2 separate regions of the Mus musculus genome follow, and region 1 is linked to region 2. A link is a loop called in an ENCODE intact Hi-C map of the cell type or tissue named here. Cell type or tissue: left cerebral cortex. All regions are shown on one strand.

What was found. Peaks named below come from ENCODE experiments on the same cell type or tissue, not always from the same donor. Only the 100,000 strongest peaks of a DNase experiment are listed, where the experiment ranks them.
Region 1: it touches region 2 in a loop (3-fold over the local background); 4 of 42 quality-filtered maps call a loop at or near these places.

The regions. Positions count from the first base shown.
Region 1 is chr14:105,921,421-105,929,420 of GRCm38, reverse strand. No RefSeq gene overlaps it. Among named protein-coding and RNA genes, the nearest start is that of Spry2, 29 kb to the right of the region's middle. In left cerebral cortex, a CTCF peak has its summit at 4,487 (motif pointing right); DNase peaks (open chromatin) are centred at 4,490 and 6,384.
Region 2 is chr14:105,471,721-105,479,720 of GRCm38, reverse strand. No RefSeq gene overlaps it. Among named protein-coding and RNA genes, the nearest start is that of 4930449E01Rik, 23 kb to the left of the region's middle. In left cerebral cortex, a CTCF peak has its summit at 4,557 (motif pointing left); a DNase peak (open chromatin) is centred at 4,546; H3K27ac peaks cover 254 bases.

The sequences.
Region 1 (8,000 bases), 450 kb before region 2:
TCAAGGATAAAGAACCTCTGGTGGAACCACCATGCCTGACCTAAAGCTTTACTACAGAGCAATTGTGATAAAAACTGCATGGTACTGGTATAGAGACAGACAAGTAGACCAATGGAATAGAATTGAAGACCCAGAAATGAACCCACACACCTATGGTCACTTGATCTTCGACAAGGGAGCTAAAACCATCCAGTGGAAGAAAGACAGCATTTTCAACAATTGGTGCTGGCACAACTGGTTGTTATCGTGTAGAAGAATGCGAATTGATCCATACTTATCTCCTTGTACTAAGGTCAAATCTAAGTGAATCAAGGAACTTCACATAAAACCAGAGACACTGAAACTTATAGAGGAGAAAGTGGGGAAAAGCCTTGAAGATATGGGCACAGGGGGAAAATTCCTGAACAGAACAGCAATGGCTTGTACTGTAAGATCGAGAATTGACAAATGGGACCTAATGAAACTCCAAAGTTTCTGCAAGGCAAAAGACACCGTCAGTAAGACAAAAAGACCACCAACAGATTGGGAAAGGATCTTTACCTATCCTAAATCAGATAGGGGACTAATATCCAACATATATAAAGAACTCAAGAAGGTGGACTTCAAAAAATCAAATAACCCCATTAAAAAATGGGGCTCAGAACTGAACAAAGAATTCTCACCTGAGGAATACAGAATGGCAGAGAAGCACCTGAAAAAATGTTCAACATCCTTAATCTTTAGGGAAATGCAAATCAAAACAACCCTGAGATTCCACCTCACACCAGTCAGAATGGCTAAGATCAAAAATCCAGGTGACAGCAGATGCTGGCGTGGATGTGGAGAAAGAGGAACACTCCTCCATTGTTGGTCGGATTGCAGGCTTGTACAACCACTCTGGAAATCAGTCTGGCGGTTCCTCAGAAAATTGGACATAGTACTACCGGAGGATCCAGCAATACCTCTCCTGGGCATATATCCAGAAGATGCCCCAACGGGTAAGAAGGACACATGCTCCACTATGTTCATAGCAGCCTTATGTATAATAGCCAGAAGCTGGAAAGAACCCAGATGCCCCTCAACAGAGGAATGGATACAGAAAATGTGGTACATCTACACAATGGAGTACTACTCAGGTATTAAAAAGAATGAATTTATGAAATTCCTAGCCAAATGGATGGACCTGGAGGGCATCATCCTGAGTGAGGTAACACATTCACAAAGGAACTCACACAATATGTACTCACTGATAAGTGGATATTAGCCCCAAACCTAGGATACCCAAGATATAAGATACAATTTGCTAAACACATGAAACTCAAGAAGAATGAAGACTGAAGTGTGGACACTATGCCCCTCCTTAGAATTTGGAACAAAACACCCATGGAAGGAGTTACAGAGACAAAGTTTGGACCTGAGATGAAAGGATGGACCATGTAGAGACTGCCATATCCAGGGATCCACCCCATAATCAGCATCCAAACGCTGACACCATTGCATACATTAGCAAGATTTTATTGAAAGGACCCAGATGTAGCTGTCTCTTGTGAGACTAGGCCAGGGCCTAGCAAACACTGAAGTGGATGCTCACAGTCAGCTAATGGATGGATCACAGGGCTCCCAATGGAGGAGCTAGAGAAAGTACCCAAGGAGCTAAAGGGATCTGCAACCCTATAGGTGGAACAACATTATGAACTAACCAGTACCCCGGAGCTCTTGACTCTAGCTGCATATGTATCAAAAGATGGCCTAGTCGGCCATCACTGGAAAGAGAGGCCCATTGGACACGCAAACTTTATATGCCCCAGTACAGGGGAACGCCAGGGCCAAAAAGGGGGAGTGGGTGGGTAGGGGAGTGGGGGTGGGTGGGTATGGGGGACTTTTGGTATAGCATTGGGAATGTAAATGAGCTAAATACCTAATAAAAAATGGGGGAAAAAAAAAGAAGCTTAAAACATAATACCTAAGAGACAGAACTGAAAACAAATAAATAAATAATTAGAAAGCAGTTCTTTTGTTGTTGTTTTTTGTTTGTTTGTTTTTTCAAGACAGGGTTTCTTGTGTTGTTCTGGATATCCTGGAACTTACTCTGTAGACCAGGCTGGCCTTGAACTCAGAAATCTGCCTGCCTCTGCCTCCCAAGTGCTGGGATTAAAGGTGTGGGCCACCGCTGCCTGGCTGGAAAGCAGTTCTATGGCACTGGCCGTGCACATAAACGCTGTTTGAAAATGAGGTTATGTCATCTCTTTACTCTCAAGTCTCTAACGCAGAATCACTCTGTGAGCAGGTTCGATAAATGCGGGCCCATACAACATGGTTTAAGAAGCCAGGGGCATGGCCCATCTCTGTCTAACGATATTTCCTAACATTGCTGTTTTGGTGCAGTTCTCTGGGACACCTCTAGGTCCGAATTTCACTCGTGTATGTAAACGTATGTGTTTCTCATATGTGTTTTCCAGATGAGAGATGAAAGAATTTAGCAACACAGTGTGGTCAGCATCGAATCAGTCTTGGCCTTGACAGCTCACAGCCCAGCTTCCAGAGCCTGACTCCTGATGACGTCATCACCCAGCCAGCCGTAGCGAACACATTTTACCTTTGCCTTGACACACTGCCCGATGGTCCTTTTCCTCAGCACTAAAACCCAAGGATCTGTTTCTGCTCCATCCCTAGTGTCCTCCACATCATCAGTCATTCCAGAGCCTTCCCATGCCACGCCAGAACTCTAGCAGCTACAGCTGAATTGCTTCTTTTGAAACCGCTTCTCCCTGACGTTAGCTGCCTCTGACCCACACCTTCTTTTTGGTGATGATTTGCAGGGTCTGAAAATGAACTGCGGATGTTAACTTGTTTACGTCATTACTTGTTAGGGCATTTCCTCACAAAGATAAATATTTAGGGGGAGGGTTTCTCAGGTAAGGAAATGCTGTTTCTATCCTCCCTGCTACACAGCGCCCCCATCTTTTCCTTATTCCCCACCCCTTTTCCTAGCAGTCTGGCCTTTCCTAGAAGCAGTGATTCTCTCTTTGACTCTTCTAAAAGTCCTTAGAGCCTCTCAACCTCCTCAAAACCTCCCTGCTGAGTGCACACATCCTTTAGGAACCAGCTCATTTATTACCTGCTACTTGACTGATGTTCACCTAAAGGCAAAGACCAGTAGAAGGAGCTGAATTCAATACAGACAAGCTTCACATCAAACACTTTTTTAAAAAAACATTTATTTATTTTATATATGTAAGTACACTGTTGTTGTCTTCAGGCACAACAGTGGAATTGAACTCAGGACCTCTGGAAAAGCAGTCAGTGCTCTTAACTGCTGAGCTATCTCTCCAGCCCACATCGAACACTTTTTAAGACATGGTGTAGAATGTTATAACAGAATACAGCAAAGAATTCAGTGATGTAATGCAAGCATTTGTTAAATGACAGTATCTATGGATCATCACTGAGATGTGAACGTCAACATTCCAGAAAGAAAATGGGTAATTCTGAGAACCTTTAGTTCTAATTTCTAGACCATGAAAAGTTATATTACCTGAGCAATTCCAAATATCTATACTACAGGAAGATATAGACGAACGTTATCTAACAAAGTGGTTTCTTAAATGCAATAGCCTATGTTGATATCATCCCCATCTGGTTATTTTCTGGTGTGAGCCTGATGGACAGGTAAACAAATGAACGGTTAGACTCAGTTACAGAACCAGCGAGACCGATCAGAAGCTAAGGGTGCTTGTTTCCACCCCTGATACCCTGAGTTTGCTTCCTGAGATTCACTGGAAGCCACGGTAGAAGAAGAAACTGTATTCTCACAAGCAGTCATTAATCAATCACACCTGAGCTGTACTTTACATGTCCCTGTGCACATACCACACATACATACACATACACACATATATATGCCACATACATGAACACAGACTCATACAGGCACACACATATGCACACACACGCACATTCATATACCACATACACACATGTGCACACACATACACACACTCATGCACACACACACACACAGACACACATCTTCATATACCACACACACACACACACACACACACACACACACTGGAATGAATGATGAAAACACCAAATTATCAATAACTAGTTATACAAGGTTATCTTTAACAAAAAAAAAATTTTTTTCAACAAAATAAAATTGTTGTATTTTGAACTGGGCATGGCGATACACACCTGTAATCCCAGTACTTAGGAGGCCGAGACCAGCATGGCCTATATAGTGAGACTGTACCCAAACAGAGGAAAATATGGGGGAGAAATAATTGCTACATTTTATGCTCTACTTAACATAAGAAAGGAAATTCACTTAAAATATGACAGTAATCTAGGCCTGCTTCAGCATCACTACTAAATATTAGGGGAAATGTTACCAACTAACCTAAAACTTTCTGTCAGGAGAAACGTCTCTGTCAAAACAATATGTAAAACACACACAAAAATCAGAATTTTCTTTGCTATTATTCTATCCTCCCAAACTGTCCCAGTAGAGCCAGCAGAGGGAGCACAACCATTGTGGGTTTGAATGTGTGCCTTTAAAAAAAAAAAAAAAAAAAAAAAAGCCTTTTCTCCTGGATTTTCAGATCCTTTATCATGATTGACAAAAATGATAAATCACAAATATTATTTGCCACTGGTAAATTGTCTCAAAAGTCACTTTTATTGAACAAGTGTCAAAACATTTTCTTTATTCACATTTTAGTTAAAAAAAAAAAAAAGTAATGCATGTCTGGTATAAAGGCGAAACAAACCCGGGGGAAAAATGCTTACAAAGTTAATAATCTACCTTCTATTCTGATCCATATTATGAACAGACTGGAATGTGTCTTATAACTTATTTTTAAAAAGTATATGTATATGTGAATATATGTCCTATGTGGATCATCTCTGAGTGTTTCCTACCCAATATCGAATAACGTCTTTGGGAGGAAAAATGAAATAAGCACAACGTTAGGACACGTAGTATAAGTACTTCCTGTGCAGAGCTCAGGAGTTCAGCCCTGCCGTGCAGGTGCTGCGGTCCACATGGAAACGGTGCGCATGCGTGATGCATGGGGAGCCCGTGTGCAGGTCCCTTCCTGAGATGTCATGAGGAAGACGAGGTAAACTGATTTCTAAGTCACGATTGATATTGCTAGTGTCTTCATAACACAAGATAGCAGCAATAAACTCAACCGCTTAAAGGGGGATTTTTTTTGTTACGTGAAATTAAAATACATTCTCGAATTTTTGGAATATTTTATAAATTCTAATGCAATGGAATGATCCAGTGTTTCTCTCCCAGGTGCACTGAGCCTACTTTCATTGTTTAACCAAAGGAAGGTAAAGGCTACAGGTATAGATATGATACTTTCTCCCACACAACAGGAAGAATCTTTCAATTTCTCGATGGTTTCCATCCTGTCCAATCCCTTTGCAAAGAGCTCCGGATAAATACGCATCCTAGGATATAAAGACACCAAAGTCCAGAGACCCTGCTTGCCAACGCTACCTCTGTGAATTCATTTCTGAACCCAGGGAATTTGCTGAAGCCAACACACCATGACTTGCTATGCAGTCCCATCACTCAGTTGATCTCCTTATTTGTCTCGGTGCCTACTAGACACGTTCTTGACTAATGCCAGTTGCTGTTGAACTTTGACCCCATATAAGTGTTAAGGTCTCCCACGTAGAAGAAGGAAATCTGCAGGAAGAGGATGGTGATGTGGGCAAATAATAACAATAACAACAACAATAATAATAGGGGAAACTGGAAGGATGACGGAAGGGAAGACCTTATTTACATGACTACAACATATTCTTTTTGGAGGTAAAGAATGTAATTAGTGAGCTGTGATTTCCTTCCCATCTCCTGAGAACAGAAAAGACCGTCTGTCTCTTGTGGTGGTTGTAATTTGCGTTTCGTTATGTTTTCTTTGCTAAGGGCTTTCAATGTTCAGAAAAATGTTCGAGTTACTGCACTTTGTAATAAAGTAAGAGGACACAGCACCGCGGTCCTCATTCCTCATTGACACAAACCAAGGAACGGGATGTCCAAAGCCTGGCTCAATGTCACAGGAAAGGCTGTTGCCGAAGTAGAGGTGGGCCCCCCCCCCCCCCCCCGAGAGCCCTTTAGGTTATCCACAAAATCAACACAAGCAGTCTAGATTTGTTATCTCGCCCCTTTCTGTCTCAGGCTGAGTGACAAAGAGTGCTTGGTGAGATACTGAGTAAGACTGACAACACAGGAAGTCCATTCTGGGGGCAAGCTGTGTGAGTGGCAGCCAAGCAGGAGGCCAGGAGGCAAGTCTGCGCACAGCTCCTTTCTCCCTAGCTCACCCCTACATGTGGCCCAGAGGCCGCAGTGATCCAGAAAAGGAGATGCTAAGGCCACGGAGGTTCCAGCTGCTTTGAAATTCACCGAACCAGTCCATTTCTAAGCATCTGTTAGCAAGAGGAAGCTGTGACTCAATGGGGGTGAAATGAGTCATCTAGACGACAGAGCCCTCGACATTTCCAAGTCGTTTGTGTGTTAATTCACAGATAATTTATATCCTTATTTATAAACTATGTTTAGAAACCGTCCAAGCGTTCAAGGAATCCTTTCTGACACAGTAGTGTGTTCAGTAAATCCAGTTCTTTCAAACATGTTAATACAGTTCTCAAGAATTCCTCCTAGATAGATCACATTTGAGCCTCAAATGTTGAACCTGAGGAGAAGTTATATCCAAACAGTCTCAGAGTGAACAACGGCCATAGGAGGAAGAGCTATTCATATGGAAACCACACCCACTGCTGAACTCACTGTTAAAACAGTCCGGGGGGACACTGTGAGTGTACAAAGTACACTGACCTAACCATGTGGCACAAACTTTGACTTATTTGTGCTACCACAGCAGTGTACTTCCCTGCAAATACAACAACAGTGATTCTACTGCAAACGGAATTTCACCGTCTTCCTGTAGACATGCCTTTCATGACAAGCATCTAGTCACGGATAACCTCTAACCAAATCAGGAAGAAAAAGAAATTCATCGGTAATTAGACACTAAACATCCCACTACTCCATCCATCATTTCTCCTCTACTACTGAATCATGACAAACGATACTTCTAAACAATGATAGTAATCAAGGTATGTTGTACAATGGGATATTAATAACCTTAGAATTAATTTTAAGATGAGCTGCTTATGTTTAAATGATTTGAAATATATATAGTATGTAAAAATCAGAGGCCCTAAAGTATGTTTCTTTCTTAACTCTTATTGTATACAAGATATGAAAACCCTAATTTCTAGGAAGGCATTCTATGATTTATTAGAAAATATCTTGTCATATTTTTAAAAATTTTTAGAATAACTTCTATTATGGTTCTCATTAAAAATGGATCCTTTTCTCAATACTAGCTATTTATAAAACAAAGAAACACACTAATCATTACAGAAGAGAATTCTTTTTATATCCTGTGTCCCTTACAGATGTTTAATCATTGGCAAAGAAATCAGAGGCTAGCTGCTCTTATCTGGAGAGTAAACATATCCAAGGAGGAAGATAGACACACAAGGACCCCCAAAGAGACTGAAAAGTTGCAAATTGTTTTTTCTGAAGAGAAAAGATCTCCTCTATGGTGGCAAAGACTCTAGCATGGAGTTCCTAAATCAAGAGACTGAAGAAAAACTACTGGTCTCATCAAAACTCCAAAAAAAAAAAAAAAAAAAAAAAAAAAAACGGGCTCTCAGAAGAAACAAATGCGGTAACATCCGAAGCCCCCATCAAATTGCTGCAGAACCTTAGAAAAGAACTGGTACCTGTAAAATCATTGAGCCAATGGACCAATGCTTTAGAAACTGCCCCCACCCCCACCCCACCCCCACCCCCGTCATCTTCCTTTCAAAAACAGGGAGAACCGGATAAGGGCCATTTGTTGCAACAAACGGATTGCAAAAATAAACGTTTAAATAAGTGGGGGGGGGGGGGAGGCCAATGGACGTCTAGCATTATAAAGAGGAGTGTTTAGCTT
Region 2 (8,000 bases):
TGATATCTCACTTTGAAATTACACATTAATGTCAAAAGTTATTATCACAAGTGGGTTTAGACAATTAAGAAAAATCTCTTAAAGATAAAAAGTAACCTTTTCTATAGCAATATTAACCCATTTCTGGGTATTTACATGAAGGCCATTTATAGCATGAGAATATAGCAGAAGACTCTCAAACACACAGGGTCATTTACCCCACTCCCCAAACGAACATACTGCATGTCTCAACATCATCAACTGTGGCTTCATCAAGTTTTCTTAGTTGGGACAAGTTTCCCAATGTCTGTGACTGACATTTTTTTGAAACAACACCTTTGCTGTTGGAATCTTGTTTGAAACTATTTAACCAAAAGAAAAGATTTGTAAAATTCCACTCTATCTAATTTCAAACAATACAGCCTAAGAAAATGGGGCTCATGTAGAAAATCACTACTGTTTGTGTTTATAGATTGCAATATGCCTTGGTTAAAGGGGGGAGCCATTAAAGAAATACAGAAGTCTTGGAGAGAAGTTTGGAATTTGAAAATACGTTCTATGGCCTCTACACAATGTGGGGAGGAGTTTTCCTGTTGATTGGATAACAACATGGAAACTAATATCTAATGGCTTAACTAGCAAGAAGGTCCTGTTGACTATCAGTAAAGGCTATGGTTAGATAACTATTTCTTATCTCTTGTTCAAAGCTCTACATCAAAGGACTATTATCGGCTGCTCAAGTGGACAGCAATGCTTTGGAAATGCCTTGGAACACTCCAGTGTGAGTAAAACCTGAGAGCTTCCTTTCTTAGGTTTGTAAAGATAGATTTGCTGAACACACAGAGAAAAAAAATGGTGCCCTTCTGGTCCCAGAAAAACTAGAGTTCAGAACAGGGAATAAGAACAGGGGAGGTCTCTGGGAAAGAAAGGAATGTAATGAGCAGAATACCACTATGTTTGCAAGTCTGAATTCTAAACTGGAAGTCATAGATTTTTTTTTTCTTTTTACACAACAAAAATCATTATTATCTGTTCCAGGAGTTTTCATGAATCTAGTAGATATTTGTTAAGCAGTTCTTTGCTACCAAACTCCATCAACGTGCTAGTGAAACCAAAAGAACAAAACAGGTGGGAATTCTTGCCTGGTGGAGCTGATAGCTACCCTAGACATTAGGACTTAGATTCATAATGAATACTGCTATGTTGAGGCCACCAATGGTGGTCTTAATCAACTCTGCCATTCTTTCCAATGACACACATTTAATACGTTACAGTTGGGGATTGGGGGAGTGGTTCTTGGTGGGTAAAAGTTTTGCTTCGCAAGCATGGAGATCTGAGCAGATCCCCCACCACCCACAGCAAAGTCAAGCCTGTTGTTTATCTGTAATTTCAGTATGGGGTGGAGAGGCAGAAGCAGGTAGATTGCAGGGACTCAGTGTCTAGTCAGCCTATCAGAAGTAGTTTGCCCCTAATTCAGTGAGAAACCCTGTATTAAAAAATAAAATGGAGAGCGATAGAGAAGCATTTCCAAAGTGTGTGTGTGTGTGTGTGTGTATATGTATATGTACATGTATATGTATATAGCCTTCAGAGCATATATATATATATATATATATTTATATATATCCTTCAGAGTCTTATGTACCAGTAGGCATACCTGTTCATACACACACATGCATATACCCTACTCCCAACCTTACAATTAATCTAATTGATACAGAAAGAGACTCCTTACGTAAAGTACTACTACTATTCATCGAAGTTTAAATGAAGGTTGAGTGTGAACATACATGCAGACATGTGTGAGTGCGTGTTGATTAATGTTTGGGCAAGGGAAAAAAGGCATTTTAAAATGTGGAATTCCCCACAATATCACAGAGAAGGAATTGATTGAGGAAGAAGGCACTGATCTTAGAAGCATTCAGTCTTTTTCACCTCCAAAATAACAGGGCTGATGGAGGGGAGAAAATTTATTTTCTACGTTGCTGGGGATGTTTCCCCTGGGACCACATGGCTGCAGGTTACCAAGCTCAGAGTAAGAGAGAAACCCATCAGGGATATGCCCTGACTGGGAACAAGTCAGAGGATGTGAAAAGATGACCTACTTCCCAAGAGGAAAGGAGTCTGGAATCGGAATGTTTAATAAGCAGTAATTCTACTTTGTGTGTGTGTGTGTGTGTCTGTAAGACCTGACATACATATTACCTAGCAATAATAAATTTAAATTTGCAAAGTACAGTGACAGCATTCTTAATATCTATAAGCCGTGACTTGTTACACTTTTTATAAGCTTTGAAGCAATAATAAAGCAATCATTGGGGGGAAATCCTTATCTTTGAAGATAAGGATTCGGAGATTAAATGAGACCTACTGTATTTTCAAGTGCAGAGACAACAAGGGAGTTCTCTACAGAATATGCCCGTCTGTCTGAAGCCCTCTCTTTCACTTTGGCGCCCTTACTAGATGGGTCACGCAGCATTGCCTATGTCATGTGATGTATCTGCTTTCCAAAACCTTATTCTTGGGGTCCTCAGTAATTTTTATCCAGTAACTCGAGGAAACACAAATTAATAATTGCTGAGGAGAGCGTTAACCCTCTAATTTTAATCTTAGCCAAATACTGTACAAATGATATTCAGTTGTTCACACTCAATTCCATCTTAGCCGTATTTCAAGATAAAATTTATGAGCTATTGCCAAGCTTATAACCTAAAATGTCAATACCTTACTTTAAAAAAAAAATCCTGAAATCTATAACATGGGTGCCTGCCTGCCTGCCTGCCTTCCTTCCTTCCTTCCTTCCTTCCTTCCTTCCTTCCTTCCTTCCTTCCTTTCCTTCCTTCCTTCTTTCTTTCTTTCTTTCTTTCTTTCTTTCTTTCTTTCTTTCTTTCTTTCTTTCTTTCTTTCTCTTCCTTCCTTCCTTTCTTTCTTTCTTTTTTTTTACTTTTATTTTTTATTAGATATTTTCTTTATATACATTTCAAATGCTATCCTGAAAGTCCCCTATACCCTCCCTCCGCCCTGCTCCCCTATCCACCCACTCCCACTTCTTGGCCCTGGCATTCCCCTGTACTGAGGTATATAAAGTTTCCAAAACCAAGGGGCCTCTCTTCTCAGTGATGGCCGACTAGGTCATCTTCTGCTACATATGCAGCTAGAGACACAAGCTCTGGGGGTCCTGGTTAGTTCATATTGTTGTTTCAAGTGTTTATTAGCTGTTTCTTTAAAGATGTTTTTAACGTGTGTGTGTGTGTCTGCGTGTCTGTGTGCTATGTGCACAGAAGTACAGGTACTCATGGAGCCAGAAGAGGGCGTCAGATCCTCGGGCTGGAGGTACATGTAAACTGCCAGTCTTTGGTGCTGGAAACTGACCTCTGGTCCTCTGTAGAGCATTACACATTCTTAGCCGCTGGATCATCTTTCCATCTGTTCTGATTCAGTGAATCTCTTGCTATTGGCACATACTAAAACTTTCTTTATAGAAGTGATACTATTTTATTTTCTTTTTCCAATGAATTAACATAACTGAAATAGCCCAACTAAATAATGCCTACCAAAAAAAATCCCTTTTTGATTATATTTTTTAAATGTATTTGACTTTTATTTAAATACTTAAATTTAAACAATTTGTGCTCAATGGCCAATGGTCTATATTTGAAGTAGCAATCTTTTACTCCTTACAGCATTTTAGGGCAATGGATAAAGGAGAATCATTTAAGGCTATCGTCAGGATGGGGAAACATAAAGGCTGGGTCTAGCTGGCTGAAATATAACTGATACAATCCACTGTCTCCCAAAGGACTGAGCCACAAGACTATAAACCCTGAAAATGACTGGTGTGATTAGATTAATCATGTCAAATATAGTTTATCAATCACTTATAGACAGACATCTAAAGTTCATATTGTCTCAGCTCCTCCTAACTAATAGAACCTAACTGACAGTCCCTTGGAAAACATCACTGAAAATACAAGTGTTCCTCACCTTGAAAGCCAGATAAAATTCCATGCCCTCAAAAATAAATAAGTAAAAAAAATTTAATAAAATAACCCAAACTATAATGGAAATTGTCTATAAGTTTCCCTTAAGTCATATGCTGATTTATGCAAGTTATCATTTTTTGACTTGCAAAACCTTGAATTATCTTGGTGATTCACATTCACAATCAGTGGAACATACGAGCGTGGAGTTAAAACCCCAGCATTTATTGAATGCTTAGCACAAAGGGCTTGATGGCCATACCATAGGCTGTTGTAGACCCAAAATCTTTTATCCACAATGATTCTATGGAAAAGATAGCCAATCTGGCCATGCCAGTCACAAGACTGACCCCAACCATGATTACAGAATAAACCTCTAGAGACAGCCTGTCAAGGCTCTGTGTCCTGTCTAATCTCTGCAATGTGGATTATGGAGAATCTACTCACAAGTCACAGCTGAAGGCTGGTTTTTCACTTCCTTATCTGAGAAAATTTCATTTTTTGAATATCAAAGAATATTTAAACTATTCCAAGTATTTCAAGAGAGCTTTTGGCACAGAGCTCCCCACCTCAAGAGTTTACAGTTGCTGCCACCTATAGGCCCAATCTCAAGAGGAAAGGCTGGGGCTGGTACAAGCATAGGAAGTAGCTCACAAAGATTTTTCTTATTTAAAAAAAAAAAGTGTCTGGTCACCACAGACTTCTTCTAAAGGGAGGGTTGAAATGATAAATAACATTGGTTTCACCAGTGATAGTCTTTTTAATCCACCCAGTTGTGGCAGAAACTTAACAGCATCCGCCTTTCCACTCACAAAGTAAGGAAGCAAAAAAGCAGACAGCCAGTTAGCCACATCTTCAGGCACACGTAACTGTGACTGACCTGGCTTTGCATCTGTCTGGCTTCTTTGCAAACGCAAAGAGTAGGTGTTAAGAGCACTCATCCCCAAATGACTACTGCATGAATTAATGCATCTGAATTAATCCACCATTATTTAGTTAAGCAGATCTACCCATTTATGATGCCTGCGTATTGCAAAACATCACGTTGTACATTATTCACACACACGTTTTTTGTCTAAACATTTTTAAAATAGAAACACTTTCTTAGAAAGTTAGAAAATTAAACTAATGATTTCTATGAGTGACTTTTATGTATCTAACACAGAGATTGCTCTTACGTTATTCCTTATCCTGCTTCAGCTGACAAGTGATAGAGCAAACTTTGGAAGGCAATTTTTTTCCATTTTTTCCCTTTCTCAATAGCTACCTTGTCTCTGTGTACATACAAGTGCATTGGGAACTTGACAAAATATTTCCAATAGCTATTGATATGTAATAGCTATTGATATGTAATAGCTATTGATATGTAAGAGCATATACTGAACACAGTTAGCTATATTTGGCAAAATATATTGCTCCAGAGGGTAAATTTGATAAGATCCTGACCAGTCTGGAGTGGTAAGGTCCTACTCCCTTGGTGCAGTGTTAGGTTTTTCTGCTAGGCTTAAGAGATTCTCTGCAATTCAGACTTCTCATATAGCAGGATCTGCCTGATCACTACTGGTGAATCCTGGGGGAAGACCTAAGGCTGGAGCTAAAAGATCGCAGGTAGTGGTGAGGATGGCCTCTTCAGTGAGACAGCTAATTTTCATGCGGCTGTTTACGGGGACTGTGGAGTGAGTGTACATCGTTGACAGGGCCAGTGCACTAGGGATGCCTCATTTGCATAATGAGAAGTTCCTGGTGCTGCTGGACTTGGCCTTATAAGGGGAAAGGAAGTTTAACCTGGCTACATGACCTCCTCCACTGGGGCGAAGTAGGCCAGCAAGGGCTACAAGTGGATATGAAGGCCCAGGGCAGAGGGAAAGGACTAGATCCTACTGCTGATCTCTGGACAGATTTCCAGGGTTTGGACACACTTTGATCTCCCTCTTGTTCCAGGCCTGGTCCCCCATCCCCAATTCCCTGGCCCCACATGTTTCCTCTTGATAAACACTTGATATCTAAATGTTCTATCAAATCTCACCTTAGGCATATATGTCTCCTGAGTGTCCTGAAACTTTATATAAATGATAACGTCATTTCAATGATCCTTTTTCTCTTCCTTCTAGCAAAGACTCAGAGATGTCAAGCTCACCTTTTTTTGTACCCACCATCTTTTTCCTATGCTCCAACTTCCATTACCTCTATTCCATAGTCCTAGTGTCAATTCAGTATGTTCCAATAAAGTTTTTAAACATTTGGGGTAGATAAATGACTTTAGAAACTAATGAAGCTTGGAAGTGATATCTATGGAATCAACCAACTTGTAAAGCTTACTAATCAGAAAGGGAAGCCTGAACCACTGCCCATTTAATTAAACTATATCTCCCTCAGTAACCAGGTGAAAACTGGAATAGTGCTTATATATGATCTGGGTTTTGCAACAACTGTACTAGTCCCTCCATCTAAGATAATAAAACAAGACAGTAATCAATGAAATAAGAGTGTCAAACTGTAAGTAACTAAGCATATTTAATAAAACTTGAGAAGCCTTGACTTTATCATAAATGTGAAAATAGGAAAACTAAAAGTTAATATGAAATGTAAACAATAATTATAAATGCCATCAGTCTGGCTACTTACACATAGTCCCAGCTATGAATAGAAAGTTGAGAACTAGTAGAACAAAAGAGACAATGAGAAGAACAAAAGAGGAGACTCTTAACTTTCAGTTAATATCTCTAGTAGACATTGTTGATCAGCTGACTGACTTAACTCCTCCTGAAATACTTTCCAATGACTGATTGTATGAACTAGCTCTGACAGCCATATATAAACAGAAGACATCATATGTGACTTCTAGGAAAAGTGTTTAAAAATATGTATCACTGGGCAGTGGTGGCACACGCCTTTAATCCCAGCACGTGGGAGGCAGAGGTAGGTGGATTTCTGAGTTGGAGGCCAGCCTGGTCTACAGAGTGAGTTCCAGGACAGCCAGGGTTACACAGAGAAACCCTGTCTCAAATAAGTAAGTAAGTAAGTAAATAAATAAATAAATAAATAAAATATGTATCTATCAGATATATACATATACAAGACACAGGTTAAACTCAGCCTTTGCCTTTATCTCCTCTTGCTTGGAAGCCAATATGATGACACTGAAGACCACAACAACTCTTTGAGATTATGAAAGACAAACAAAAGAAAGAGGCATCCATATGTGTCCAGATTCTTTCTACAGGAGACAAATAAAGCTTTTGCTTACTAAGATACTATAATTGTGCTTTTTAGATGTTGGGTTAACCTTTCCTGCTAAGACATGAACAAACATCTATATATCCTAGGCAAGGCACCAATACTCCTCAAAGGAACGATTACCCCACCTCACCCCCACCCCATCCCAAGTTCACTGTGGCCAACCAGTTAATTTGCTGAGCTCATGAATCGGAGCATGGAAGAGGGGTCACTTTCTGAAGTATGAGTGACTCCAAGACAGTTGCATCACAGGAAAGTCTTAGGCCAGCATGGATGACAATGTCCTTATAGCTGTATAAATGGAGCCACCCCTGCCTTTAGTTAGCCTTCATTCTATATATTCCCTAAGAACTCCTGAGACTGGATGCAGCTGAGCAAGAAATACACAAAACTGGGAGTAGAACACAGGAGGGAAGGAGTGGTTACACTCAGGAGAGTGTCTAAAGCACAGGTTCTCAACCTGTGGGTCTTAACCCCTTTGTGGTCAAATGACCCTTTTATAGGAGTCACTTAAAACCATCAGAAAAACATATTTATATTACAATTTATAGCAGTAGCAAAATTAGAGTTGGGAGGTAGCAACAAAAATAATTTTGTAGTTGGGGTCACTACAACATGAAGATCTATATTAAAGGGTCACAGGATTTGGAAGGTTGAGAATGACTGGGCTAAAGGCTCTCCCTAACCCTGCTATGGGGAAACAAGCCCACCTTGATGAGGTTGTCTTGCAAGTGATCACAGCTACTCTGATTAAGACATTAATGTCTGTTGTGACCTGGTGACAGTGTAACACAATACCATTCC